Regions from separate parts of the Mus musculus genome. Here region 1 is linked to region 2. The links are chromatin loops, found by intact Hi-C in ENCODE. Cell type or tissue: left cerebral cortex. All regions are shown on one strand. Links, peaks and the distances in the headings refer to the core of each region. The heading gives the core; the rest is flanking DNA. Region 1 overlaps Tceanc2 (transcription elongation factor A (SII) N-terminal and central domain containing 2). Region 2 holds the start of Mrpl37 (mitochondrial ribosomal protein L37).

Region 1 (15,195 bases), core at 2,335-10,334, 65 kb before region 2:
GGCGGGCGCAGGGAGTGGGGACCTTGTCAGGGACCACTGAGTGGGAAGTGACCACAGTGGGCCCGGGAAGCTTCCAGCAGGAAGTGTTACAGCAGCTCTTGTATGACAGCAGCTCTCAGAAGACCCTTGGAGTAATTCTTACACCGCTGTGTTATGCCTTCTGGGTAGGGTCTTATGTAATATACATTTTGGGGTGGATTAAGGGTCTGACAGCAGATGCTTTCTATTGGCTTGGTCTGAGATGTTAGGGATGCCTCATCTGCACGTGGAAGGACTTGGGATGCTGCACCTACATGACCAATCCTCTCCATGGGGTGTCGTGGTCACATGACAGGGGAACAGGTGAAGCACTTACTGTCCTCTGGTATGAGGTGCCGGGCTTCCGAATCCACACAACCTTATCAAATTTCCTGGCACGGTCGGTCCATTGCCCCGCAGATAACCATAAGTACAGTTTCTCTTCCTTACAAATATTCTGTAGCACTTTAACCTGGTCTAGGTCTGAGAACATAGCTCACAGGAGAGCGCTTGCCTCGCTTACACGAGGCCCTGAGTTTGTTAGATCCCCAGTGCCGCAGAACAAAGAGCCTTTGCCTTATTTCCCTGTCTTCGCTGACCACTCTTCGCAGTTATTTCGCATGACTGTTGTGAGGTGGTCTTGCCACGCAGCCCACACAGGCCTGAAACTTGAGCTGCCCCTGCCTCAGCCCCTTAAATGCTGGGAGGCTTTTAAGTTAAATCTTATTTGCTGCTTTGTGTCTCTACTCTTTCTCCCCACTTGGAGAGCTTCCAGTTCCTGGAAGTAGTGTTTGAGTTTTCCTCCCTTCTGAGTCTCCAGTACCAGGAACAGAGCCCGGTGCCAGTTAGGTGTCCATAGCTGTTGACTGTATAATTGAGCAACCCGCAGTGAGAAAAGAGGAGCGGGTCTAATTAAATCAGGGATGCTTCCTGGAGGAAGGGATACCTGCATGGTTGAGGTGCTTACTCAGCAGAGAAGGCAAACTGTGGAAAGCCGCAGAAGTAGAGGGACAAGTGACAGGTCTAGCTGTCCGGGAGACAGCATGTCGGGCAAGTGTGAAGTGTGACTTTCATGTTCCTGTTGTAATTGTCCTCTCTGAGGCTTACTGCCTCTGTCTGCTAATCTACACCTGTCCTGGACACTTCTAGCCTCTGACAATCTAATCTAGGCCTAAAATGTTTTCGCTTCTGAGACTTACTGCTGAATAAGCTCACCCTTTCTTGTTCTGAGACTTGGCTGGCTGATTCAACTTAGCTGTTCGGGGTCAAACTCCTCTCCATGCTAACTGGTTCAATCTGACTTTTCTCACGGCCTCTCCTGAATTGCTCTGCTTGGCCTCATACTAACTTTAGCATCTGTTCTAATCTTCTGGCTCCTTCTCATTCTCTGCCTCATTCTGTCTTCTCCTGTGTCTAGCTTGTTCTTTCTGCAACCTGTCTCTGTAAAACTCTCCCAGACTGTCTCCTCTCTCCCTCCCCCTCCCTCCTCCACCTCTCTCTCTCTGTACTGCTCTCTTAAGTAGCCTCCCTTTCCTCTCTCTTCTTATGAGAGTTGGGCAGATCCTATTCTGTCAAACCTTTCTCTGATTCATCATTTTATCACTCAATTAGATGCCACTTTCAAACATACATGCTTCCTTCTACAAACTAACTCCAGCCTTCATTGTTTGGGATTAATGGTGTGTGCTAAGGGCTGAGCCACATCACAACTAGAAACAGGTTTTTGGTTTTGTTTCTGTTTTTTCAGCAAATAGCAATCTCACAGTGTGATCAAATATCCTGCAACAGGCAGTTTCTAAAGCATTTGGATTGGTCAAGTTGGTGATACCTGGCTCTAGGGAGGAGACGAGGGGAAGGAGAGAGGGGGAAGAGAAGGCCTTCTTCATAAGCGACCCAGGAGTTCTCCTAACTTAGGGGTCCAGAGTGAGTTAAGAACAAATTGCTTGCTACCCAAAAGATGTCATCGGTGTCAGCTGGAGGGTAAGATGTCTTGGCGATAAGGAAAGCAGCTGCGTTCTTGGTGGCCGTTTTCTCCTTGATGCATGAACAGAATTTCCACGGGTGCTACTGGAGCTGCTGTGAGCCCATGGAAAGGAGGAAGCTGCAGCCAGCTCTGGTCTGGTTGCCTGCCCTCCTGCTGAGAAGTACTTGCAGGCTCCAGATGGTTAGAAATGAAAGGGTTGCTCCTGTAAGGCTGGGTGTTCTCTGTCTAATACATGTGTTCAGTTGCTAGAGGAACCATACCATTAGAATCCACTCCAGAGCTTATTGATCCTTTTCCAGTGCTTAAATTGAAGTCTTAAGTCCTGGTCCTTTGGGTAGGGACTAAGTCTCCTTATTTTCATTCATTCAGTCAACAAATAAATGTTGTGTGTCTTCTGTATGCCAAGGACTAGAGTGGCACTAGGGATAGTAACGAACGAGATAGAATTTCCACTTGAGGGGCTCTTAGTCCAGGGAGGACCGGTAAGTAAATAATTACAATGTGGCCTGTCGGGTGTTTACTGTAGACATTTGTTTTACATGTTGAGGAGGTGGGGAAGCGAGTGAATAGCTACTCAGAGGAGGAAAGGGTCCCAGAAGGTTCATCTCCACAGCAAGGCTGGAAGCATGGCCAGGGGTCTCGGCAGCGTGAGGAAGCCCCGCTCTGCGCAGTGGATCACTGGATATAGTGCAGGGACAGAGGAGAGGTGTGTGCAAAAACATGTCTCAGGAGTCCTGAATGCGTTAGCCAATTGGCCCTCAGGTATAGGTGACCAGAGAAGGTTTTAAGGGAGGCAGTCAAGATAAAATGGTTCTTCTGGAAATAGATAAAGAGAAACAACCTTTGAAAAACACTCTACAATTTAGGGCCTAGAGAGGGGGAAAAAAAAAAAAAAAAAAAAAAAAACCTCACCAACTTCAGATTCAGCAAATTGAAGACTTTTTTTTTTTTTTTTTTTTTTTTGACAAATGAAGTTTAGAGTTGCCCAAACAGATATCATTAGGAGTTCCGGGTTTGATAAATAACAGAAGGCTTAGATAACTCACTTACCGCATTCAATGGTGATGGGACAGGCAGCTGGTCTTTTTTCATTTATAGAATATCAGGTTCTTAAACTGGGAGCTGTCAACCTTGGTTTTCTTCCCTGGCCGCCTCAGGCCTCCGAGCTTCACCCTGAGATAGGCAATGTGTTTCCACCCACGTGGGACGAGGGTCCAGTTGTTACCGCTCATTACTGCGATCAGAAAGCATCAGCCTATGCAGGGAAACAAGGCTGGGGAGCTGCCACTGGTGCAGGGGACACAGGGAACAGGGGACACAAGCTTCAGAGGAGAGCTAGCTTGACATGGTGTTTCCTTTTAAATTCCCCCCAAACGATATAGTTGCTGTCAGGATTATCTATAGGCTAGATTGGTCTCCAGGTCCAACAGGACCATGATGTCCAAAGCAATGCTGTTTTCCTATCTTGTCAGAATCATTCATTTGGTGCTGAATTCTTATGTGCTAGGTACAGAGGTCATGGGATAAATACAACCGACTCTAGCCTCAAGTTCACCGTCTGATAAAGAAAGATGATAAACTGATGTCCTTTTAAAAGTTGTTTAAATCACTCAGATTTGGAGTGTGGGTGGTGCATGCTGTGGTTTACGTGTGGAGGCCAGAGGACAACTTGCAAGAGTCGGTTCCCTCCTTCTACTGTGTAGGTACCAGTGATTAAACAGGCCGTTGAGCTCGGAGGCAACTGCCTTTACCATACTCAGCCGTCTCTCTGGTCCTAAACAGACCATTTCTTTTAAAGGCATTTGATTGTGATTTATGGGAATTCAAAGAAAAGGCAATAAAATAGCCAACAAAAATATTTTTATATCTATTTATTGGGAAATGCATGCCACAATGTGCGGGTGGAGGTCAGAGGACGACCTAGGGGAGGCGATTCTGTCCTACCAACGCTACGGGTGGATCTCAGGGTGTCAGACTAGGCAGCAAGCACCTCTACCTGCTGGACCATCTCACGTGGCCCAGCCAACAAAACTTCTAGCAGATGCTCAGCCCTGCCAGTGAACACTGATGGATGCCATCCTTAGAGGCTTAAGGGCTGGAGGCCTGGAGGTCACCTCATCTCTAAGCCACAGCTCTAGCTGCTGCCAAAGCAGAGGAATCCCAGACAACAACAGCAAAACTTAATGGTAGTTCTGTCAGCATCTGCATCTGTATCTGGGCCAGATGTGCACATCAGCATGTTTTCGGGTACCAGGTATGTAGCCACTGGGCTGTGGAAAGGAAGACAAACAGTTCACCCCACAGTCAACGTTTATCAGTATGCGTTTATCGGTATACATTTACCAGCCTGCCCTCAGCCCTCTCATAATACAAGTTTGCAATGACCTGTTCCACCTAGACAACATGCTGACCCAGTAGATGCAAGACCTCAGCTAACTGGGTCAGATAAGCAAAACACTGGTATATCGGAAGCACGCACTGCAGAGAATAGGGAACTCTGTGAGGATTCAGGGTCTTGACAGCCACCGGTACTTAATACTCCTAGTATTAAGAAAATAATCCCAGGCCAGTAAGCCTCGCCAGGTTTGGCTGACACAAAGCTACCAGGTATTATAGGGTCCAGAACAGAAAAGGGCTTACAAGCAGGTGCAGACTCTATTGCAAGCTGCCGTGCTGAGTGCGCCTTCTGAGCTGGTAGAACCTGTGTTATCTGAGATGGTTGGCAGAGTAAAAAAATGACCTACAGGGTATACAAGACCCCACAGGAAAGCTACAATGTAGCCCCTGGGGATCCAAAGCAAGACCACTCCATTTACCGCCAAGGATGACCAACGGTGCTGGCACACGCCTTCAATCCCAGCACTCAGCAGGCAGAGCAGACAGATCTCTCGGAGTTGGAGCCCAGCCTGGTCTACATAGTGGTTCTAGGACAGTCGGGGCTATGTAGATCTCTCAAAACAAAACAAAAAACATCTTCCAACTGGTCAAGAATTCTGGTGGAGACAGATCACCTGAGCACAGACCATCCGGTTTCCTATATTACTATATGCCAAAGATGTCAATTACACTTGGCCCTGATGCAAAGCTCAGACAGCAGGAAGGAAGCGACATCTTTGGTACCCAGTTGATTGAATTGGCCTCTTGATACACCTTCCCCAGTTAATAAAGTAGGCAGGGGCCTGAGAGATGGCTCAGCTGATAAGAACATTCGCTGCTCTTCCAGAGGACCAGAGTTCTAGTCCCAGCACTTATATCAGATACCTCAAGACACCTGTTAACTCAGCCCCAGGGGATTCAACATCCTCTCTGGACCTCAGTGAGCACCAGCACACACATGGCACGGATTCACACAGACACACAAACACACAGACATGTACTGGGGGGCGGGGGGAGAGGGAGGAGGGAAGAGAGGGGAGAGTGGGGGGGATAAAAATAAGTCCTAAAATGTTAAGAGGCCATGGCCTGAGCAGGATTCGAGGTTACGGGCTCTGATAACTTCAGGGCTGATAATCTGTAGCTCACACCCCCGTGTAAGTCATGCAGACCTGAAGTGCTTGCAGAGGACCCTGAGGCACGAGTCACAGGACTGACTGAGGCCCAACGGCAGCCCCTCCTGAATTCTGAGAGCAACCCCTGGAACTTCCTGTGTGCTGCTGTCTGAGTCCACTCTCAGAGAACCGGACCTAGTAGCAACTCTAGAAAAGGGGTCGGAAAAAAATTTAGGGGACTAGTAGTAAATCTTTTACGCTCTGTTTCTCCTCTGCTGCTAAGGTACCAAGGCAGCCATAGAGAATGCATAAATGTATGTAGCTGTGTCTAACAGCCTTATTTACAGAAACAAGAGCTGGGCTGCATTTGGGGATAGGCCTTACTCTGCTAACCCTTGCTCTAGGAAATATTTATCCCTGTGTACAAACAACTCCCTAGAAAGAATATACTTGGGTGGTGGTGGGTACATGTCTTTAATCCCAGTACTTGAGAGTCGGAGGCACATGAATCCCTGTGAGTTTGAGGCCAGTCTGTCTACAAAGCAAATTTTAGGACAGCCAGGGCTAAACAGAGAAACCCTGTCTCGGAAAAAAAAAAAAAAAGTTAATATTAAAAAAACATGAGCTGGCCAGGCGGTGGTGGTGCACGCCTTTAATCCCAGCACTTAGGAGGCAGAGGCAGGCGGATTTTTGAGTTCGAGGCCAGCCTGGTCTACAAAGTGAGTTCCAGGACAGCCAGGGCTATACAGAGAAACCCTGTCTCAAAACAAACAAACAAACAAACAAACAAACACAAACAAACCATGAGCTGGAAAGTTGGCTCAGCGATTAAAAGAGCTAACCTGCTCTTCATAAGACCCTGGTTCAATTCCCAGCACCCACATTGGCAGCTCAAAACTGTAATTCCAGTCCCAGGGGGTCTGGCACGCTCACGCAGATATATGCAGGTAAACACCAATGCACACAATAAATGAATAAATATACAAATGAATGAATGAAATTTGTGTGTGTGTGTGTGTAGGTCAGAAGACAACTTTTTTTTAAAGATTTATTTATTATTACATGTAAGTACACTGTAGACACACCAGAAGAGGGCGTCAGATCTCATGTTAGTGAACCACCATATGGTTGCTGGGATTTGAACTCAGGACCTTTGGAAGAGCAGTCAGTGCTCTGACCCACTGAGCCATCTCACCAACCCAAAGGGCAACTTTCAGTAGTCAGATCTCTCCTCCCACCAAGTGAATCTGAGGGGTCACCTCAGATCATGGGGCTTGGTGGTAAACACGTTCTCCCACTGAGCATCTCAGTCAGTATCCTCCAGGTAGGACATTTGTCACGATGACGATGACGATGACGAGGCCACTATTGGTGCATTACTATGGTTGTTAATGTTCCCTCTCTAATCCAGGATTTGGACCAGGGTCCTCTGCACTCAGTCTTCGTGCCTCGGCAGCCGTCTTTGCTCTGGGGCAGTTTCCATCTTTTCTTGTCCCCACAGCCTTTCCAGGCTTTGGCAACATTAGCTGGGTGCTTTGCAGACGGCCCCTCAGTCTGGTTTGTATGAGAATTTGCTCCTTGCTAGGCTGGGATCATTGAGGGCAAGAATAGCAGCACAATGAAGTCCCAGCCCACCAGGAGCAAGCACACAGCATCCCTGCTGGTGGGAGCCTCTCTGTCTGAGGAGAGTTCCCTGGGGACTGTTTCCCTCTCTGACTTAGGGGCAAGTCCCTAAAGCCACATTGCTTTCCCGAGCCAGGGAACAGAGGTGGGCGCAACCCACATCCTGGAGCGCCCCCGCAGCTGCTTCTCACGCCTGAGTCTCCTCTGAGGAAGACCTGCCCCTCCCCCACGGTATCTAGTCGAATCATCATGGAGTCCTAGTTGTTCTGCACATCGGGCTGTGATCCAGTCTACTTGTTTTTCACAGCGGAGCTAAGCTCACTAGCTCATGTAGCCCATACTCTTCAGTGACCATGCAGGCTAAGCTGTGCGCAGGCTTCTCCCCAGCTCCTGTGACGCCCCTTGAGAAGACTGCTCACAGGCACTCTGTTACTTACCCAGCGACCTCAGACAAGCCCAACTCTCAGGCCTCGATTCCCTAACTGGAGAGGCAACTTGATGAAACGTTCTAGAGCAGCGGTTCTGAACCTGTGGGTTGTGACCTCTTCCGGAGGTCGAGCATCCGATATCCTGTATATCAGATATTTACATTATGATTTATAACTAGCAAAATTACAGTTCTGAAGCAGCAACAAAATAATTTTATGGTTAGGGGTCATGACAACGTGCAGAAGAACTACTGGTCTAGGGTACAGAAGGGGCTGGTATTTATGCATTTCTAAATGTCTGGGCATCTCATCGCCTGAAAGAGAGCTTACATCCTTAATGGCTGTCTTCTTTATTTATGCTGGAAAGTGGCCTCTGAGCTGCAAGCCCTCGAGAACATCCTATGAACACAGTCTACATTTGTTTCCCATCTCAACCCCAGCAAGTATCCCTTCCTCATTCCTGGGCATTCCGGGGGGCATTCCAGGGGGCATTCCAGGGGGAGTTAGCTCTCCTCCTCTTCCTCACCCTTTTCTCCAGTGGCTGGACCAAAGGCCCACTGCCCTACTCAGTGCCCTTCTCGGACCTCTCACCGTCTGCCCACTGTCTTACCACATGTCTGTAAACGGATAGTGTCCCCCTAAAGTTACATGTTAGTCCCACCTCTCTGTGCTTCAGAATTGACCACGTTTGAAAAAGTCCTGGGAAGGGGTGATCAGGGCGGACTGAGGCCTTACACAAATGCGCTGCTCCAGTATGACGCTGCTGTTACAGAAAGAGGCCCGGGGATGCAAACTGCACAGAGACCTTGTGGAAACCACAGCAAGGACATGGCTGTGTGCAAAGCAGAGAGAGGCCTCAGGAGGCCCTGCCAACACCTCGATCACAGACCCAGTCTCCAGGGAAATCTATTCTGTCACTTAAGTCAACAGTGAGGGGGGATGGTTCGGTCACTAGTCAAGTGCTTGCCACACAAGCATAAGGGCATTAGTTCAGATCCTGGCATCCCTAGGCTTGTTTGTTTGTTTGGTTGGTTTGTTTTGTTTTTAAAGCCCTGTCCTTCTAATCTCGACACTGGGGAATCGGGGGAGGGGGACCCCAAGGGCTCACTAGGCAGCCAGTGTAGCTGAATCAATGAGCTGAAGGTTCAGTGGGAGTCTTGTGTCAAAAATTAGACAGTTGAGCCGGGCGTGGTGGCGCACACCTTTAGTCCCAGCACTCGGGAGGCAGAGGCAGGCAGATTTCTGAGTTCGAGGCCAGCCTGGTCTACAAAGTGAGTTCCAGGACAGCCAGGGCTATACAGAGAAACCCTGTCTCGAAAACAAAACAAAACAAAACCAAAACAAAAACAAAAAAGAAAGAAAACTCCTAGTAATAGACCAGGGGCTGATGACAGTGCTGGCAGCACCCCAAGCCTTTGCCTGCTCTTCCGCCCCAGTGTGAAGCTCTCCCAGGTGGGAACTGTCTGAATCTCTTCTGTGTTACAGCAGACTCTTGTACAGATCAGGGTGCCGCACATCTGCAGCGAATGTGTGGATTAGGAAGCCAGGCTGGGCCCAGTCCATAGCCTTCCTCAGCCCTGGCTTCATTTTCTGTCCTAGGACGCGTAATGCCACTGAACTCCCCAGAGAAAGTTATTTGTCCTTATTGTATGGGTGTGTGGTGTGTGTGTGTGTGTGTGTGTGTGTGTGTAAGAGAGAGAGAGAGAGAGAGAGAGAGAGAGAGAGAGAGAGAGAGAGAAGAAACCTTGAGCATCTCTCTCTCTTCCCCAGATCACCAGTGACTCAGCCCCGTGTGGCTCAGCAGAGCCCACTGCAATGAATGAAGTCCCCGTGAAACCCTGGTGGCCCAGCCCGCCTCCAGGTGGCTCACAAGGTTTCAGACCCAGGCTGTCCTGGAGGAGCCAGCCGGTCTGCTGACAGATGGCGTGGAGCCGGGAGTGGAAGCAGCTTCGTTAGTCCGTGTGGCTTTGGTGGGAATGGGATTAGCATAAGCACCCTGGGGCAAGTGGATAAGGCAAAGCTCCTTTAGTTACACTCAGCTTTTGTCCTCTGCCACAGCCCACAGCCCTCTGACAACTGGTTAGTCCAGCTCTCGGCTTAGGTGCGGCTGCAGAGACAGCATAGGGCCGACTGGGAAGGGTTGCACCTTGACCTCCTGATTGGCCTCACTAACTCTCTGTCCATCTGTCCCGCACCAGGCCAAAGCCCAGCAAAACAAGGGGCATTATCCTTGTTTGAGACAAGAAAAACTGATGGCTCCAAACAGAGTGACTTGCCCAAGGTGACCCAGCAGGAGGCTGCAGAGAAGGCTGGCTATGGGACTGACTGTAGCACCCTTCGCACCCTTGGGCAGCCTTCATCTTCTGCAAAGCCAGCTTGGTCTGGCTGCTTATCCCAGTCATTAGGAGCAAAGTGGAGCTGGCCCGAGTCCTCTGTGCTCTCTCCAGCTGTCAGGAGCAGCAGTCAGCTTTTCTGAAGAGTCCCTTCCACAGAAGACACAGCTCTGAACAGTTTATACAATGTATTTAAAAAAAAAAAAAAAAAAAAAAGGCTAAACTTCTGTCCTGGTCAAGTGTTAGGAAGAACTTATTATACCTTATCTTGGTTTCTGCAATTTTACTAATTTATCAGAATAAAGAACTCCCTACAGTCAGCCTTTAATTCCCAGCCCTCAAGAGGCAGAGGCAGGCAGATTTTTGTAAATTCGAGGCCAGCCTGCTCTACAGAGTGAGTTCCAGGACAGCCAGGGCTACACAGAGAAACCCTGTCTCAACAAAAACAAAAATAAACATAAACCAAAAAAACTCCTTACATGTCTTAAAGACTACAAAAAGATACGATTTCCCTCCCTCCCTCCCCCTTATCCCCCTCCCAGTCTTTCCCTCCTTCCCGTCTCTGCACTCTTGTGTCCCCAACCCAGACACAAGGAGCTTTTTGTATACACTGCAGAGTCAGAGTTACAGTATCTCAGTTAATCCTTTCAAAGTCCTTTGACGTATGTTGTATTACAAAGGCAGAAACTAGACAGGAAGTTGTTTCCCTGAGACCACAAGGTGCTGAGACACAGACCCTGTCTGCTGGGCCCTAACGCCCCTGTGTTTTCCCTTTATTCCCATGGCTGCCCACAGGAGACCAGAGTGAACAGAGTGGTGCAGCCCAGTGTGGAGACAGCAGCTCTGTGGCTCTTCCCTCCCCTCTCCTTCCCTCCCCAGGATTCTTGGGGGTCATGGTGTCTGTGAGCGTGGAGGGACATCATTCTGCCTAACTCAACAGGTTCGGGGCCCATTGAGTGAAGCAAGCAAGGCCTGTGGTTCGTAGCAAAGCCCGGCTGTGTCAAATTGTTTTTAATGCCCAGAGTAAATCACTCAGCCCTTAGGAAAGCAGCTGGCCCCATGCTCCCCTCCCATCTGTTCACGTCTGTCCCTCCCACCACACACCAGCCTGCAAAAAAAAAAAAAAAAAGCCCAGGCAAACCTGAAAGCCTTTATGTCAAAGTCGTCTCGTCGTCATCCTGCCAATTCCAAGTGCCCGGATTACAGGCACACCACCACGCCCAGCTCCACCATCTTCGCTCTTAACCTGTCTATAGAGATTCTCTCTCAGCCCTCTCCTAAGAACACCTTCTGGAAGGAAAGCCATGACTGGAGGACACTAAGCCAGAGCCCAGAGTGCAATAGGCAAAACTTTCATTCAGTGATGCCCGCCTCCAGCCAGCATCTGCATTGGGCCCGGCAGGCTGACCTCATGCCATCTCTGTATTGACAAGCATTGTCGATCGGAGCCCTCCACTGAGTGTCTCAACCCCAGGGAACGCCTTTGTCAGCTCCCCACGTGAGTTCCCGACACAGGCTGTCCCCAATCTCAGGAAGAGCCTGGATAATCTATCTCTCCAGCGGCTTTCCAACTGGGATTTACAGCTGAGCCTGTCACCACGGTCCTGAAGGCTCAATTACAGATCTGTACTCTGGGGCAGGGACCTGCCAGGATTTGCCAAGTAGACCCAAGGGAAAGCCACAGGTCCTGTCAAACCTGGGACCCCCAGAGAGAACAAGGTCACAGGGCTATGACTCTGTGTTTGGCCGACTCCCTTGTCACATTTGAGGAAACTGAGGTCAAACAGGGGAGTGGAGGGGCACTTTTAGAGCTTCTGCCCAGAAATGTGGGACTTGGTGCCATCGAGGGTAACTGCTGAACTGCCCATGAATTATGACTTCAATATTACCAACACAGGCTTCTTTATACGGCAAGAATGTCTGCTTCGGACCATGCTTTGAGACTGAAGTGGAAAGTAAAATCCCGTGCTTCTGCCGACAAAGACTGTGCTCTGTCCCCCTAACACACTAGCAATGTTTTGGCACAGCCCGAAACACGAAGTTGCAGCTTCGGCCATCTGTGACTGCAAAATGGAATCCTGTTGCTGCTCCTAGGTAGGAACTTTCTCTCCTCAGAGGTCTCCTGAGTCTCCAGGAGAGCCTCAAAATGGCCCTGCTATTGTAGATGTTAAGTTATCCTTACTGGATCGTCAGTCAACAAGGCTGGAGGGTGGTGCATGCTGCTGCCTCCATTGGCTGCCACAGGAAAACCATGGGCATCTCCCGGGATCCCAAACCACGTCCTCTTCTCCAGGAGCCACAGGAACTAGGTTGGGTGCCTTGACTCTTAAGTCCTAGGGAGACACAGAGAGTGGAGCCTCCCTGTTGTGACAAATGCTTATCAGTGACCGCTCAGTCAAGTCACCTCCCCTCTCTGAATCTGGACATCCTATGTGACAGTGACATTGAGGTGATGATGACCACTGGGAAGGTGATCGAACAAGGTCACATGGACACATCACCTGGCAGATAATAGGTGCTTGGTGCACACAGCCATCACTGTCCCCAGTTAATACAACATGGCATGAGGCTTTGAAACAAGTGGCTTATATGAGAAGTGACTAGGCTCGTTATGGACGCGAGAGACCAGCAAAGGGAATACCCTCCAGACAGTTTCTGCATGACCAGTCGGGCTCAGCCTCACAGAGGAATTCTGGGTCATAGCACAGAACACACCTCAAAGCTGTCCCTGCCAGATGGTGAGGAAGTCAGGCCATGCATCCACCAGTCATTGCCTAGGGCCTACTGCAGGAGGATAGATGCCAGCTCCCCGGTATCTTTCCTGTGTGCACAGGGCTCTGAGAGCCATAGAAAGTCTCCAGGGAGAATGGCAGGGTTGGCACATGGAAGATGTTAGATCAGAATGCTGAGAAATGGCACGCCCTAAAGGATGGAGCAGGAACTGCCAGCCTTTAACCCCAACACGTTTTCCTGACACCTGAAAGATGAGATACGAGAAGAATCTCTATGGACTGAAGGAGTAGAGAGAAAGGCAGAGATTGCTTGGGATCTGCCTAATGTTACCTTCACATTAACCATGTGACCTTGGTCAGTGCCACTTCTGGTGGGATTTCCTTTCCTGGCAAGCAGGGAGTCCAGCTGGCTATCAGAAGTTCCTTATGTCTTGGCTTGTTCATCTGAGCCTCGAAGTTTATCATCTCCAGGGCAGAACCTATGAGCTTCTCTCCAAAGCCAAGGATACTCAGGCTCCAGGGGGAAGCAACAGAACCAGTGGGTCTCTCCTGTGTCAAAGGCATCACTTGGTACAGCAAAGAGGACCTTTGGTTTTCACCAGAGACCCACTAAATCAGAAGCTCTGAGGGTGAGACCAGCACTCCGTGCTCTGCAAAGCCCGTGGGGAGTTCTGTCTCAGGCTCGCTCGGGTGTGAGTCCCAGACCAGGTGGGATTGGATTTTCTCTCATGTCTCCCAGACTCTCCTTCAAGCTGTCTGGCTGCAGGGCCAGCCCTGGATTTCACATCTCTCCAGAGTCTCACAGCTTCCCTCCCATGTCTCCTCCTCCCATCTGGTGCATCTGGGACTTATGAAAAAAAAAATCTCAGCTTAGGAGAGAGAAAGAAAATTATTTTGGAGTTCTAACAACTCTGGCAGAGCAGCTGGAAGCTTCGAGCAATCCTTTCTTCACCTACCCACTTCCCAGAGGCACCTAACACGGGTGTGGGGGAAGGGGGTGGGCTTCTCGTCAGCACTTTCTGAGGTGGGAGCTTTCCCTCTACATACCCACAGGCTCCTGGTCACAGCAGCAAATAGGAGGCTGGACCTGTGAAGGGCAGTAAGGAGGACACACCCTCTCTCCGAAGAGCTGGCTGCTCCATAAATGCCTGAAAGGAAGAACTCAGGCGAGGCCACTGAGCCAGACCCAGGCTCGAAAGCTTTCTAGCAAGCTCTCACACCGTGGCGTTCTCTGTAACAGCTCTTGGGATCACACTACTGTTTTGTCATTCTGGACAGTGACTGGCATTTTGAGTCATGCTTCCTTGTCTGCCCCAGATTTATACTGGGGTGCAGGAGAGGGAGTCAGACTTATTGCTATCCCTGAGCCACCCTCGGAGAGTCACCTGGGCCAGCAGGATGGCACCCCCGCTAGCTCTCAGCCTCCAGCTTCTGCACTGGCTCCCAGGTGATTGGCTCATCATCCAGACCCAGGTTCCTCAGCACAGCTCAAGGCTTCTTTCTTGTTCCGGCTTTCCACCTCTCCATCACCCGCCACGCCCCTTGATGAAGGACCTTATACTCTGAACAATAAAGCACCACTGCAGAGACACAGGAGGCGTCCTCAGGGAGCCTGCGCAGCCCAAATGTTTATCACGAATGGATGAGCAGTTTGCCTTCTGCATACCATGGGATACGGATAGTCAAACAATGGTTTGACTTCTGGCTTTTCAGTGATGTGACAACATAGAAGTGACACCGGGGCCCAGAGAGATGGCTCAGTAGTTTAGGAGTGAGCACTGACTGCTCTTACACCAGGCCTGAGTTCGGTTCCCAGCCACCCGTGTTGGGTGACTCACAACTGTGGGGAGCGGGTGTGGCGGCAGTCCCAAAGGCGCCAGGGACTGCAGCTAAGTCATATGACTTGCACCTGACTTCCTCATATAAGACACAAACATCTTGAGTGCTGCGCAGGTGTACCAGGATACAGGTGAATCCAATTTGGTGGAGATTTGCCCCTGCTGCCCTGATTAGCTGAAGCTGCGTGCCTGGTGAGGTGGCGTGGCCTGCGGTTCGTGGATGAGAGAGAGTATAAAAGGAGTGAGAGGCCCAGGGTTCGGGGGAGATATAAACAGGGGAGATATAAACAGGGGAGATATAAACAAGGGAGATATAAACAAGAAGAAACAGGACTGAATAAATGTGTGCAGAAGGATCCTGTAGCAGCGTCGTTCTTCCTGGCCAGTTGAGCGCGCGCAACACACAACGGCCGGTAAACAACAGCTTCAGGAGCTCTGACATCCTCTTCTGACCTCTGAGGGCAACTACACTCATATGCGCACACAAAGGGACACATAATCAAAAGTAAAATAAAATCTTTTTTTTTTTTTAAGAAAGTAATCTTCAGTAGAAACTTTCCTTTGACATTTGAATCCCGTCTTTGCTAGGCTGGTGATGTACAGCTCAAATGCTTTCTCATGATGCCAGGGCAGCACCAGTAAGCCACGGCTCCCAGACAGCCACACGGTGAACCTCAGCTCTAAGTTAGGCGTGTCCACCGTGCTGTAGACTCAGTTCTCATAGCTTTATCTCATATAATCCACCACAAGT
Region 2 (15,195 bases), core at 3,203-11,202:
AGTGACAGGGCTGATGGGAGTGTAGGCTCTCTGAATCTCTAAGCCATCTACTACACCTCTGGAAAGTACAAGTGCACAGGAAGTCAGGTAGTCAGCCATTTAACAATGATACCTCCCCTGCCAGGTTAATGGACTTGAAGGGCAGATCCCAGTCATTACCAGAATGACATTGTCCTCAGCAAGGGACAGGTAAGGAACAGCAGAGGAAGAACAGCGAGCTCACACTACCCATGCTAGCTACCTGTGAGACCTGTGCACATTACAATCTCTCAGCAGCACCTCATGTAACGTACAGGTAGCCATTTAGGTCCTAGTGGTGTGACTTCACAGGACGTCGACCGAATAGTACATCAGAGAGTACACCGATGCTGTGAGCAGTCTGTGGGTCATTACTGTGGTTTCCCTCTCCACTACAAACAACACAGAGAAAAGCGGCTGCTGACAGCTTATGGAACATTACAGGAGACAGCAAGCATGAGAACTGGGAGAGCTCTCCAAGGGCCTGAGCCCAAAGCCCTGCCAATGTACTGACTGTTTTTTACAATGTCACCAACACTGGGGTCAGGAGAGCAATCTTGAGTCCTGATGACAGCTATGAGGTATGAACACCTACTGTGTGCGTATCAGGCATATTACATACATAATTTCACTTGAAATAACAACCCAGGGCTACAGAAATAGCTCAGAGCTTAAGAGCACGCATAGCTCTTGCAGAGGATCTTGGTTTGGTTCTCAGCACCCATACTGAGTGGCTCACAACTGCCTGTAATTCTAGTTTCAGGGAATCTGACACCTTTTGACCTCCATGAACACTGCACACACAGTGCACATACATACCCTCAACACACATACATATACATAAAAATAAAAAGTAAAAAAAAACAACAACAAAAAACCATCTTGTTGTAAATGCAGACTGCAGTGTGTAGACAAGGAAAGCCCTTGCATAGCAAGCATCTGGCCCATGGCTCCAAATCCAAGTTTAGTTCTGCTCCCCAAAGTATCTCAGGCAGTTACTCATGGTGGTGCACCCCGTAGTCCCAGCACTTGGGAGGCTGAGGCAGAAAAACATGAGTTTGAAGCTGGCCTGAAGTACATAAAGACCGTGTAAAAACAAACAAACCACAATAAAAGACAAACTCAAAACCCGACACCCAAACAATAACAAAAATCCTGACAGCTTCGCAGGCACACTGAGAACTCCACTCTCTGGTTTTATTGTGAGTACAACAGTCTGCTCTACGAAGTGTGTCTACGAAGACTGAAAGGCCCTGTCCACATGCATCGCATGCAGAGGCCCTAGACAGAATGTAGGAAATGCTTATGAAGTACATGCAGAAAGCAAGAGTGGAACAAACATGACTCAGAAGCAGAGAGCGTGACACCACTTACTGAAGCAGGGAAAGCCTGCTGTGTCTCAGAGAGCGTGAGCATGCTCATCTGTGAACTCAGAAGTCTGCTGGAGTCAGGTACTGATGCAACGAGGAGCACCAGAATCTGTCTTACTGAGTGACACGGTCACGTGTATCAGGAATGTCACTGGGTGGTAGAGAGGATGGTGGGGAGTCAGCCTACAGGTGGGGCGTACTGGTAACTCCAATTTATGGGTGGAGAGCTGCAGAGCATTATAACCTGCATTGTGGCTGCTCCTGACAGCTGGAATGGCTAACTTCAAGGATTACCAGCCAGGTCACAGGCCAGAGCACCTGAAAGCAAGCGGTCAGTCTGACCAGCAGTAAGCTCTTTCCAGTCCCCTCCTGCCTCGTCTTCAGGCCACGCCTTGTGGGTTTTGTGTTTTGTTTTGTTGGTTGGTTTCTTTTCTTCTTGCCAACCCCATAAGCTCCAGGTGTCTTAGGGTTCAGCCCTATGCCCATTTTCCTTCCCACATATGACTATGCTCCTGAATGCTGTCTGGGTGTGTGGTATCGTTCAGATCCATGTCTGCAGTACTCATCTCTCTGGAGAGCCTCACATACGCACCCCTGCCTGCCTGAAAGATGCTCTCCCAGGACAGGTGGGGATGTTCATGCTGGGGACACACAGGTCAGAAGGAAGCGCAGAGGAAAGGACACTAGTGTACTTCAGCAGCCAGGCTGTCTAGGCTGCAATCTGGATCCCGTGTCTTGGTGGCTGTGTGAGACGGGGAAACTTTTCTGTTTGCTTGCTTGTTTCCTCTTTTATTATATCATTTCTGTTTTTGAGATAAGATATAGAGCCCAGAATAGCCTCAAACTTGAGATATAGTCAAGGCTGACCCTAAACTTTTTTTTTGTTTGTTTGTTTTTTAAAGATTTATTTATTTTATGTGAGTACACTGTCGTTGTCTTCAGACACACCAGAAGAGGGCATCAGATCCCATTACAGATGGATGTAAGCCACGATGTGGTTGCTGGAGTTGAACTCCGAACCTCTGGAAGAGCAGTCAGTGTGCTTAACCACTGAGCCATCTCTGCAGCCTGACCCTAAACTTCTAATTCTCTTGCCTCTACCTTTTATATGTTCGAGTTCTTTACTCTTAGTGTCCTTTCTATCATCAGATGCTAATTACAATGGCTCCAGAGACAGACTGCTTGCTTTCAAATCCTGATCCAATATTTCCTGTATTAGCAAGTTCCTGAAACTCTCTAACTTTAGCGTCCTCTGGGGACTTTGTGAAGGTTAAATGAGTTCATGAATGTGAATAGACAGAACTATGCCTTGGCTAGTAAGTGCTATCAAAGTGCTGGTGTCATTATATATCACAAAAAACATCACTGAGCTCCACACCCAGGGCCCTGAATCTTATGCTGCTGTGTCCACCCTGAAGCAGGCAAACAAGGGCTTAAGAAAGGCCAAGTAAGCCCCCCAGCTACTCAGCTGGTCAATGGCAAAGCAGGGCGGCAGACATCGGTCCTCCCACTACCTGCATGTACCGTAGGATGAGGTGCTGTCCAGGACGCAGGCCGAGCCGACTGTTCCCGGGTAGTGTAAACCGGACAAGATAGGTGTCCTTGGTGACCTTCTCCATGGTGCTGATGTGGAAGGCCAGGAAAGTCTCTGGACTCAGCTTGGCAGAACAGCTCTATAAGAGGAAAAGATTTGACCTCAAGAGTCAGACCCAAGGAACACACTCCTAGCTCCTTTCCCTGATTTCGATGAGCGTCATCTCCTGATGTGACAGAGAGTTGGCCCTGGCTTCCTCTTGATCTACAGCATACATAGTACATGGAGTTTACTCTTCTTGTAAGCTTTCTGTAGCTCCCCACAACTGTAGGACCAAGCCCAGGCTCCTTAGCCTACATTCGAGGGTGCAGCAGACAACTACAAGCTTCATTTTATTTGCCAGAGACCAGACCTTAGGCTTTCATTCCCCCTCCCAAAGCCACCTGTCATTGCACACCTACCTCAAGGTCTTTATTGTTCATAGTGTATCCCCTGTACAAAACACCTGCTCATCCTTCAGATCTAGTCAGTTCCAGAGCTAGAGAGTTGAAAAACTGAGGGCGCCTTAGAGACGATCCAGTCTAACATCCTTGTATCACATATGGGGACGCTGAGGCCTGAAACGTCTCAGGTTTTGGATTTCAGGAGGAATGCTGGGGTAGACTGTCCTTCTGAGAACAGAGTTATTAACAGCAGAGGCAGATATTATGGCGGGAGTTCCAAAGAAGGCTCAGGCTCATGAAGCTAAGTGGGGGTTCCTCTTACAGGCTTCAGAGAGAAAAGGGAGGTCTCAGGTCTTGTAGCTGATGAGTAGGCCATGATACCCAGTGGCAGTCAGGTTGTCTGATTCCCAGGAGGCAGGAGAAGGGAGAAAGGTCCATCCCTCAGTTAACCTGCGTCCATAATATGTAGCCCTGATTAGGATCCTCAGTAAACTTCCTTTGGGGATGTGAGAATTAGAGTCACAGACAGTCACAGTATGGAGCCTGCCTGACACCTGACAGCCATCACAGAAGCTGTGAGGGTAGAGAGAGAAAGGCTGCAGCAGGTGAGCATGGCCTGAGAAGTCCCTAGTGGAAATCTAACAGTCAACCGTGAGCAGGGACTCAAATTCATGCTCATTGCCCCTAACATCCCAAGCCCTCCCTGTGTCTTCTATGGGAAGCCTTCTCTGAATACCACGGCTACCACCCAGCTTGCCTGCTTGCCTGTTGTCTCCTCACCCCCTGCCTCTGAGACAGGGTCTCATGTAGCTCAGACTGACCTCACTCCTAGTTGGCCAAGGTTGGCTTTGAGTCTTTGATTCTCCGGCCTCTAGCTTCTAAGTGCTGGGATTAAAAGAGTACGCCACCACACCCAATTTTGTGTATGCATTTCCAAAATGTAAATTACTAGGGAAATTAGTAAATTATTATTACTTCATTACAATTTAAAAGATAAAATTATTAGATTGAAATATGCTGTTTTGCGTGGCGGTGTCGCACACCTTTAATCCCAGCACTCAGAAGGCAGAGGCAGGTGGATTTCTAAGTTTGAGGCCAGCCTACAGAGGGGAGTTCCAAGATAGCCGGGGCTATACAGAGAAATCCTATCTTGAAAATCCAAAGAGAGAGAGAGAGAAAAAAAGAGCTGTTTTGTAAGACTTACCAAATTTTGTAATACCGCGTAATTTTCTGTTACCACAGGTGATTACAGAGCCACTACATACTGAACAGAACTACTGTAAAATGAACGAAGGCTTAGAAAGGGAAGAGAAAGCCATTGGGCTCCAGAGTAACAGCAACACGCCCTATTTACCTGTCTGTATCGTACCAAGTTAGTGTGCTCTTTTGAGGGCAAGGACTATGCCTTGCTCACTCACAAATCCTCATTGGCTTATAGGGCCTGGTGTATAACAGGTATTCAATGGATATCTGTTGAGTGAAATAATCATTAGGTTTGGCGTTAAACATTACAAATAACTTGGTCCATTTTATAGATGGCAAAATAAAGGCACAAGGTTAAGGGACTTAGACTATATCCACATAGCTAACAGGCTGATTTCAGGTCCTTGGATCTATTTGCTTCCATTATAAGGACTTCTTTCTCACCACTGACTAGTCAGGGAAGGCTTCCCATAGCAGGGGCACTGAGCAGGGCAGGGCGGGGCAGGGCCAGATAGATATGGCCACTCTGGACTCCTCACCTGGCTCTCAGGTGGTTGCTTCCCACTCAGCAGGCTCCTGTCATTTCTGGCTCGGGCTGTTTCCCATCTTTCCAGGTCTCGGTAGTAGAGGTCAAAAACACAGGGCGAGCAGCCACTGCCGCAGCACTGGGAGGGCAAGGGCTCCACAGGCTTCAACCGCAGCCAAGCCTCAGAATCCTCCTCCTCCTCCGTCTCAGCCATTGTCAGTGGGGCTTGGGCAATAGGGGGTGGGAGGGGGGAGGACACAAGTGAATAAGCCAGGCCTCTCTTTGCTGTCCGCCTGGGAGAAAGAAGATGTGGGGGTTGTACTCTGTTCTCTCTCTCACACTCTCCCCAAGGCCCACCAGGCTATAGGGACAGGGATGGCTTAACCAGAGGATCTGCTGTCATTTGGGGGCATGCTTACTGCTTATAACTATTGGGGTTTTGTGTGTGTGTAAATCTAAGCAGAGGCGGGGAATTTGGATTCAGAAGGCCTCTCCTACTGTGCAGGAGCTCTTTGACTTTGGTGTGTTTCTGAGGCTGGGCCACCAGTGAGAATGAAGTTGGTGTCTCACTCTTTCTGTATTCTGCCAAACACCTGGCATACAGGAAGCTCCCATGGCCTGGTGAGTGTTCGTTCCCTCTATAGTCCGGGAGCTGGGTACAGGATTTGGTGTTGTAAGGCAGAAGGCACAGGACACGGTCCCTGTCCTTGTTAAGACCTAGCACGGTGTTATACTCATCCAGTCACTCCATCTGTACTGTGCATCAGATAACTGAGTGAATGGTGCCTCTCTTTATGGCAATTACTCTTAGCATTTGGGAAGGAGATGTACTAAGACAAATGAAAATGCTTTAACTGTAAACTGCTGGGTAGTCTGAGTGTTAGTCATATTGTCCTCTGCCTCTTTTGCATTCATGGGGGTTAAATAGTCCTATTGTCTCAGTCGTTTTGGAAACTGGTAGACAAGGTGGCCACTTCATGCACAATTTTAAAGATGAAGTTCCTTCCCATCTGGGAGGCACAATCCCTGTTGCAGCCTCGCCCTGGATGCTTATCCCTACTCTTCAGGCCTTGGCTGAAAGGTCATCTCCTCTCAGAGACCTTCTCAAGTGTTCCCCTTGTCATTACCAAGCACCTTATTTGTTCTACTATGTATTCATTTGTTAACCTAAAGTGTGTGTCACGCAACTGCTCTAGAAGCCAGGGAGAGTTCACGGGCCGGTCACTAAACAATGCAACTCTGACAGTGGTCAAACAAGAGAAAAGACCTAAGGGACAGGAAGCATGTGTGTGTTGCCACCGTTCACGTCGTGCACTCATGTACTCACTCGGTGGTCCCTCAACCTATGCCCACCCGATGCTTACTTAGCACAGTCCTCACTCTGACCCCCGCAGCGAGCCTGCCAGAAGCCAGTGCACTGGACCCGCCTCCGGGAATCGGAAAACTTAGCAGCAGCAGAGCAAAAGTAACTCGCGTTCGGCGCCGGGCGAGCCGCAGTGCCAGCAGTCGGCCGCCAAGCTGGCATAGAAAGAGGTACCCGGGCCACTCGCAGGCTCTGGGAAGCCGCAGCCAGGAAAGTGTGGGCAACGCTGAGAAGGGCGGAAAGGATGGCAGTTCCAGAACTCATGAGGCGTCGGACCCGCTAAGGCATTTTAACTCCTAATTTTACAGCGAGGAGACCGGGCCCTCTCACGTTCTAAATGCCTAAGGGTCAAAGGCGTGCAAAGTACAGATCTGAGGTCCCTACGCTCCTCCGCGCCGGCCGCGAGCTCCACCACCGCGCTCACCTACCTACCAGCAAGTTTCTTCACGTGTGGCACTTCAGAAACCCCAAGCAAAGAGCACCTTCCAGGTTCCACCAATAAGGATGGGAACTGCCTGAGGGGCGGGGACAAAGCAAGCATATTCTAATTGTGATTGGGTGAAGTGTCTGTCATTCGCAAAAACCCGTCATTGCGCTCCGCCCCTTTGGCTCCCAGCAGTCCCTGCACGGGCAAAGATGGCGGCGTCCAGGTAGAGGTTTTGTAGAAACGGAGTCGGTATGGCCTTGGCGTCCGGGCCCGCTCTGCGGGCACTCGCTGGCTCTGGAAGGCTCGGCCTCGGAGGTTACGGGACTCCGAAACGTGGGGCGTATGAGTGGGGCGTGCGCTCCACGCGGAAGCCCGAGCCTCGCCCCCTGGACAGGGTGTACGAGATCCCCGGTCTGGAGCCCATTACCTACGAGGGCAAGAAGCACTTCGTCCCGTGGCTGGCGAGGCCGATCTTCCCGCCGTGGGAGCGCGGCTGGAATGACCCACGCTTCCACCGTGCCGCCCCGATCCACGAACAGACTCTGTACAAGGAAGAACCCTGCTACATCTTCCACCAGCGTTGCCGACTCCTGGAGGGTGAGGTCTCAGGACAAACGGGAGGAGACGCTGTCCCAGGCTCAGCAGTGACCCCGAGCCTGGGGAAGTTTCTTCCTCTGGAAGTAGAATAGAGTAACACCCGGCTTCCAAGAGTTGTCAGATCAAGGTGTTTGTGAAAGGGAGCAATGGAGAATGTGTGCAGAGAGGAGGGGATTTGTCTCCATGCGTGGAGAGGTGATAATAAAGCAGGTCTACAACGCTCCTTTTCTGGGGGTGTCTTTTGTTAAAATAGGCCTGGGATATGTTTTCAAAGAAAGGATTTGCACCCAAAAGTCTACCCACTTAATAACAGGTCAGAATGTCTTGAGCCTTTTCCTGAGTTGGAGGCCAGCCTAATCTACAGAGTGAATGAGTTCGAAGACAGTCAGGGCTACACAGAGAAACCCTGTGGGGAGGCGGGGGAGATACATCAATGTCTCAAAGTCATTCTGTTTCTTAAGAGGAGTGTCAGGAACTGTTTTCCAGAGTTGAACCCTCTCAGGATCAGGATGAGGATAGGGAAGATCCTAAAACCAAAAACAACTGAAGTCTGTGGGAGCAGAGATTCCAAAGGATAACTAGGAAATACAGAGACCCAACAAGGTTTGGAGCCAAATTAAGAGAATCAGTCATAAGTTTGGAAAAATCGATAGCCATAGGCCAGCCTCCTAAAAGGCCCACTTCTATGCCTGCAAGCTGATATTTTTGGCCATTAACCATTTTCTGTGAACTCAGGAGGTGCTGTGAAGGATCTCACAGACACGACCCCTTTGCATTACCCTGACAACGAATGCCTAGTGGATGGATGTGTTTCAGAAGTTAGGATTGCACCTGGAGATGGTGGTGCATGCCTTTAATCCCAGCCCTCAGGAGGCAGAAGCAGGAAGATCTCTGTGAGTTCAAGTCAGCCTGGTCTACTGAGTGAGTTCCAGGATAGCCAGGGCTACACAGAGAAACCGTGCTTTAGGAAAAAAGATCAGAAGTTAAGATTGCATTCATTGAACCAGTCTGAAAATGTATTTTCTATCCTACACTTTCTCAATGTACAGAGAGGTCTTATAAAATCCCAATAAACCCTTGTGAGATATGGCCCTGAGAAGCAGACTGGGGTTATAGAGAGACTGTGGACTTTATGGTAGACAGTCTCAGGTTCTCCTCTTACCTGTATTACCTTAAAGATAGGCAACTTGAAGCAAACTCAGTCTGTCCAAGTTTCCCCCTTCATGTCAGAATCCCATCTAACTTGTAGGTAAGTTCATGGCACAGGAGGTGACATTCAGTAAATGGCAGCTCTAAATACTTTATATTTTGTTAGGTGCTAGAGAGCCATAAAACATGGCTTGAGATTGCTAGCAGAAAAACATCACAGAGCTGGGATTTTATTTGAAGGGCTGGTATCCACTGAACTAGTCTCACAGCTTTGATTTCTCTGTGGGGAGTCAGCAGGGAACTCAGCTGTCTTGAGCATGGTTTGAACTCCTCCTGTTTTTAAGCACTCATTCCCCGTATTCTGCTCTTACCACCTGGAAGTTTCGGTTTTCAGATATCTCAAAAACAAAACCAGAGTCCCTTGAGGCAGCCTTTTCTCTGGTGCTCCCTGACAGGCATAAACATCTCTTCCTGAGCCCTCCCCTCCCCTCTCCTCTCTCTCTCTCTCTCTTCTTTTGGTTGTCCCACAGGGATGAAGCAGGCTCTCTGGCTTACTAAGACCAAGTTAATAGAAGGCCTCCCCAAGAAAGTGCTTAGTCTTGTTGATGATCCAGCTAATCACATAGAGAACCAAGAACAGCGTGTTTTGGATATCATCTCCCATGCCCGGCTTTGGCACTCCACTGAGGACATCCCCAAGAGAGAGACTTACTGGTAAGTTTCCTCCAGATAAGATAACTGAGGAGTGTTGGGAGTTATATGTTGCTTTAAGTCTCCAAATATCTCTTCTTTCCTCCAAGCCCACTCATTGTGGACAGCCTCATACAGCTGTGTAAATCCCAGATTCTCAAGCACCCTTCTCTAGCCAGGCGGACCTCTGCCCAAAACTGCACCTTAGCCACCACCTGGAACCGCGGTAGGTCACCCTATATACCAGAAGGCCTTGCTGGGCTTTTTGTTGTTGTTGCTTTTTTATTTGTGTGTCTTAATCTCTCTTACTGTCAGCCCCACCACCAGGTCCCATCCCTCTCATCCTGCTACATGCTCTTTGGGTTCAGAAGCACCCTTCCTTCAGAAATACCCTTCACTGCATAGCACAGGCTGGCCTCAGACTTGTGATCCTCCAGTCTGCACCACCAGGCCCAACTTTCTCGTTTCTGTTTTTACCTGCTTCTAAGACTTTATTCCACCAGTGATGGCTGACTGTGTCTGTTGAGTCCCCAGAGCATGCGGGAGTGTGTAAATGCCACAGCCGGGGACATGGTGGGGCACACTGGTCTCTCCCTCACCAAATCTGTAGCTTTGCTTCCCTTTCCTACTCCTGCACCCTCCAGGGCCACGTATGCACAGAGCAAATCACCCAGCACTGTCACTTGTCATGGGACAACAGGCCCTCTGTGCTGTGGCCTCCACCTAGCCCTAGCTGTGTCACCTGTTCTGCCAACCCCCTCCCCAGATCACTAAGTTTGTCCCGTAGAGCTTTTTGGTATCTAGCTTTCCTATCTGCACATGCTGTGTGCTTGGCAGTGCCTGCTGGCGTTTCAGACAGCAGTGTCAGTCCAGGAGTCTAACTGATAGAATTAGGGAGCAGGGAACCCCGCGGTGGAATATGTGGGACTTGGGATATCAGTTTAGTCGGTTTTCTCATCTCCCCCTCTGCATATGGACTTCTGGCAAGCAGTCAGCCTGGCAGAGGTAATGGCACCGCTAAGGAAATTAGTGCACCTCATTAATGGAGAGTACTTGTTGGCCCATTGTCAAGTATTACCTCTAATTAAACTGCCCCATTTTGCACTGTCACTGGAGGAGAGATGTGGAGGGAATTGAATTAGAAACCACACTACAGTGATCTGTGGGGAGAATCTAAAACCCAAGGTTAGGAGAGGTCCAGGCATTTGTGTAAGGAAACAGGAAGTGCCTTAGGAAACTAATCTTGAGGTGCAATTACTGCAGAATTTATCTGTCTGCAGATGTAACATTCATTTTTTTTACATATCTTGGGAGACTGCATGCTAATTAAATGACATGCCATCGACCAAACCATTTTCTAATCTTACAACAGCCCTAATCTATCACCTTTACACCGAGCTTTGACTCTTTCTGAAACCCAGGCACCTGCAGAGGGCAGTTGCCACTCAGAGCCACTCAGGGTGCTGACAACAGTCTCTCCAAACACATTTCGTCTGGTAGTGGCATGTGGCTTCCCCATGGGAACAGTACAGGTGACATTTCCACATACTCACATATCCACAATTCAGTGATTAGTTAGCTGTGTGTGTTCCTCTGACCACCTGTAGAATACATGTTAATCCAACTTCCCCCAGGCTCTGTGATCCGCCTGGCTTTTCTCGCTCCGTTGTTAAGAAGAGTTTGGGTCTTTGCCTGGGTTTGAAGAATCTCCTCTGCCCCTGCTCACGGCACGTCTCCTTCTCTGCCTCTTGCTCTCTGTGGCATGTTCAGCTCACCCTGGTTTGTGCCTCCATGCTCTTGCGTGCTAGTCTTCATTTTCAGTGCCTGGCAGGCTCCTGCCCTCACCAGAAACAGTGAGGCGTTTGGCAGTGTCTGAAGCCAGCTTTGATCATGGACCCAGATGGCACGAGTGAGGATGGAGGTGGACTTTCTAGTGGCCAGAGGCCAGGCTGCTGCTGAACACGTACATGTACAGTCCAGCCCGGTGATGGAGAGTGAGCTGGTCCACCTGCTCCTACTTCAGATACCCTTGGCGGTTGTTTTGTAGCACTCTCACTGTGCAGCCTGACGGGCCTTGAACTCGCTGAGATCTGCTTGCCTCTGCCTCCTAGGTGCTTCAACTGCCCAGGCTTAAGGAGTTGCTTCCTTCAGGAGGCGCTCCGGGCTTCGCAGAGGGCTGTGTCTGAATATGGCTTGTGCTTCCCATAGCAACACTTGCTGCCTAAAGGGCTCCTCGAGAGGAAAGGTTAATTCTGGCTTATTTTTGGATCCCTGGCTTGGAGTTGATGGAAGATGAAAGATGCCCAGGAGTCAGGAGCCTTGAGATTTATCAGAAGAGCACCCCAAGAAAAGAATATGATAGTTCCTCATCTCTTGGGGGCTCAGAATTATTGTCCCAATGCCATGTGTGTGCTCTGTGACCAGGTTGGTCACCCAGAGAACCTATAACAGACTGGACTCAAGGTTTGTGTGTAGTGAAGGCTTCTTACTCTGAGAGCTGTACAAAGACCCAGTTAGACTAATCTCTTTTTCCCTATTTTAGAGTCTCTTCTCCTTCAGGTCCGAGGTACTAGTAGTACCATACTGAGTGCCAAGGATCCCCTGCCCGTCATTGCCTCCAGGGAGGAGGTTGAAGCTACCAGAAGTCATGTTCTTGAAACCTTCTATCCCATATCTCCTACCATCGATCTTCAAGAATGCCACGTTTATGAAGTGAAAGATGACACAGGTACGGAGCAAAGCTTTGGATTTTAAGCAGTGTGGAGAAAGGGATATGTTTTTATTCCTTCCGTTTTTTTTTTTTTTTTTTTTAGAGAAAGATAAACTTAACAGCCCTGGGGGTTGATAATACAAATGCATTACCTTCTAGAATCTGTGTGGCAGCCTGTGCTTCCTCTTTTTTTTTTTTTTAATTTTTTTTTTAAAAGAAGGCTTGGCATCTTGGTGAGCTTCTTTCTCTCTCTGTCTCTCTGTCTCACTCTCTCTCCCTTCCTTTCTTTCTCTCTTTTCTTTCTTTTTTTTTAAGATTTATTTATTTTATTTATATGAGTACACTGTAGCTGTCTTCAGACACACCAGAAGAGGGCATCAGATCCCATTACAGATGGTTGTGAGCCACCATGTGGTTGCTGGGATTTGAACTCAGGACCTCGGGAAGAACAGCCAGTGCTCTTAACCGCTCAGCCATCTCTCTAGCCTGCTTCCTAACTCTTAATCATTTGCACTTCACGTTAGGAATTGCTTCCTCCCAGAAATGACAGACTTCAGTATCAATCAGGGCCTTTTCCTTTATCTTCTCACGGTCGGTCCCTGAGTCACACTGCCTTGCCGCATCTCTGCTTGGATGTGATTGATCTTCCCCTCTACATTGTGAGCACCTCACAGGCAGCTATGGCCTCCACTTGCGCTCCCCTCACTTCCTGTCTAGAGCTCAGTGCACACAGGCTTCTGAGTGGAGCAGCCTCAAGGATCATGGTGTGCAGGGAAGCCTGGGCTCTCCTTTCTGTGATTTTCAGAGCCCATGTCCCCAGCGGCTTCTCCTTCCTCACCACACTCACCCATTCCAGGCACCTACTCTAGAAGCTCCCAGCTCACCAGAGATTTATTCATAGCCACTCAGAATAGGATCATGACATGACAGTGAACACTCAGTCTTGTCTGAAGTTGCCAAGTCCTTTGTTCCTGATAGAGTACTGCCTTCTGCCTTCGTAGCAGCCATGGCTCTCCATGTTTTAGTATCACTGTCATGTGCGCTTAGATAATCACAAATGGATGGAGTTAGGATGTGTGTAGGAAGTACCTGCTGCAGGTTGGCAAGCATCGTCTGGGATTAGCCAGATAGTAACATTGAAAGCATTCTGGGTTTTCCAGCCACCTCTGGCTTCTGCCTGAGCTCCTCAGTAGCCATCCCGACATCTGTGAGCCTGGTTGTGTTCTATGTCTCCTCACTCTTCTGTCTGTTCTCTTGCAGGGTTCCAGGAGGGCTATCCTTACCCCCATCCCCACACCTTGTATTTCCTGGAAAAGGCCAATTTACGGCCACAACGCTTTCTTCCAGAACAACTAAGGGCTAAGATGCTCCTGTTTGCTTTCGCAAATGCCCTGGCCCAGGCCAGGCTCCTCTATGGGGTATGTGTGTGGAGAAGAAATGAAACTACTTTCTCTCCAGTTGGCCTCCTGCTATAAAGACTACTTCCAGGAAGAATGGCATGGGGAAACTGACTGTGGTTTTGACTAAGGAATTGTAGGAATATGTACTTCTGCTTAACTTGTAGCAACCTGCTGACCTGTCCTGGGGCTGGTGCTCTGTCCAGACACAGTGGCTCTCTAGGTGTCATTTAGATCTCCCCTTTCCAGTATGCCAGAGGATGACAGGGAATAATCACTTCATCCTGCATTTTCCAGCAGGAAGCATGGGGAAAGGACAGGAACAAGGGACAGCCTACTCATAAGCCTGTGGTTGCCTGGGCTCCACATACCAGTGTGCTCTGCAGGGCCATATACCAGTGGGCTCTGCAGGGCCATATACCAGTGGGCTCTGCAGGGCCATATACCAGTGGGCTCTGCAGGGCCATATACCAGTGTGCTCTGCAGGGCCATATACCAGTGTGCTCTGCAGGGCCAGTGTGCTCTGCAGGGTCAGAACTGGAGCACACAGCACTCTCGGGAGGCTTAGGAAGTGAAGCCTTGCAGATAGCCCAAGCAGAGCACCCTCAGCTCAGGGACCCAAGATACCACTTGGTTGTAGTCTTTAATATTAAGTTGAAGTCCCAAGACCTAGCTGGTGTAGATTGGAGGGTGAGAGGTTGTCATAGAGAACTGTCTCAAAATGGGGAAAAAGCCTGGTTGGGGTACCGGGGTGGAAACACAGGCACGTTTCTGAGAGCTCCTGCTGTTCTCTCAGGTCCCAATTAGAACCTAAGGCCCAAAGTACTCCTGAGAGTGAGGGCATTCAGATTGCACCCACCCTGCCTGCTCTGGGTATTGGCGGGGCTGCGTTTCGTTGGTTGCATGAGTGGGGAGTAGATTAACTGTCCTATAGTGATCACCTGACACATCCCAGATATTAACAAGCTGTTGATGTCAGTGATTCTTAAACTAGAGTTCTGGAGGGGTATCAGGACCTCATGGGGGAGCTTGAGGGACACGGGCTTTCCAGACCCACAGAATCAGAGGCTCTGAGGTGGGACTCAGCAGGCAGTCAGTCAGTCAGTCAGTCAGTCTTTAAGAAGCCCTCCAGTGAAGTTCATGCAAGCTTAGTATGGAAACCCCACACTAAAGTGTGAGGCTGATTTATGCTCCTGTGTGAGTTGGAGGTATAGTTCAGTGGTAGAGTACCCTTCCAGCATGTGAGAGCCCCCAGAGTCCCCATCATGGTAAGAAACAGAACCAGAAAAGTTGGCAGCTGTGGTTCCTCGTGTGGCCTTCTTAGATCTTGATGTGGGAGGGGTGGTGGGCAACTGGCTCTTTCTCCTATATACTTCCTGAACTCTGTAACCTTAGGTAAATCACCCATGAGCCCACGGCTCATGAGTAAGAAAGCAGAGATTGATCTGTGATTCCTATGGCTTCAAAAGGATGTGCTGCCCTCAGTTTAGGCGGAGGAAGGAAGCAACCACTTCCCACGTCCCAGCCCACAGGCTCAGTGCAGTCTGCCAGCTGTTGCCAGAAGGGCCTGCCCAGCAGTGCTGACTAATTGCTACCCAGATAGATAGGAGAAACAGCCTCCCCACCGTCTCCAGGTACAAATCGGTCCTGGGGCTGTGCAGTTGCGCAGTTATGGGAAGAGCCCCCATGTAAAAGGTAAAATTGCTGAGAAATGTATGTACTACCTGCAGTTTTATTGATCTGTAGAGGGAGATAGAAGAGTCAATAT

What was found. Hi-C counts contacts between places; a loop is a spot of excess contacts. Peaks named below come from ENCODE experiments on the same cell type or tissue, not always from the same donor. Only the 100,000 strongest peaks of a DNase experiment are listed, where the experiment ranks them.
Region 1: it touches region 2 in a loop (1.9-fold over the local background); 2 of 42 quality-filtered maps call a loop at or near these places.

Annotation. Positions count from the first base shown.
Region 1 is chr4:107,122,820-107,138,014 of GRCm38, reverse strand. Tceanc2 (transcription elongation factor A (SII) N-terminal and central domain containing 2) reads left to right here. Exons shown (of 5, transcript NM_025617.2): 5 at 1-3,853. Among named protein-coding and RNA genes, the nearest start is that of Cdcp2, 34 kb to the right of the region's middle. In left cerebral cortex, for the core only: no CTCF peak of the experiment used is centred there; a DNase peak (open chromatin) is centred at 7,305.
Region 2 is chr4:107,058,736-107,073,930 of GRCm38, reverse strand. Mrpl37 (mitochondrial ribosomal protein L37) reads left to right here and starts at 7,065. Exons shown (of 7, transcript NM_025500.2): 1 at 7,065-7,481; 2 at 9,161-9,344; 3 at 9,431-9,546; 4 at 11,863-12,048; 5 at 13,291-13,448. The coding sequence starts at 7,136. It overlaps Cyb5rl (cytochrome b5 reductase-like), which reads right to left and starts at 6,937. Exons shown (of 7, transcript NM_001346552.2): 1 at 6,886-6,937; 2 at 5,108-5,319; 3 at 2,913-3,061; 4 at 1-58. The coding sequence starts at 5,308. In left cerebral cortex, for the core only: no CTCF peak of the experiment used is centred there; a DNase peak (open chromatin) is centred at 7,014; H3K4me3 peaks cover 1,798 bases; H3K27ac peaks cover 935 bases.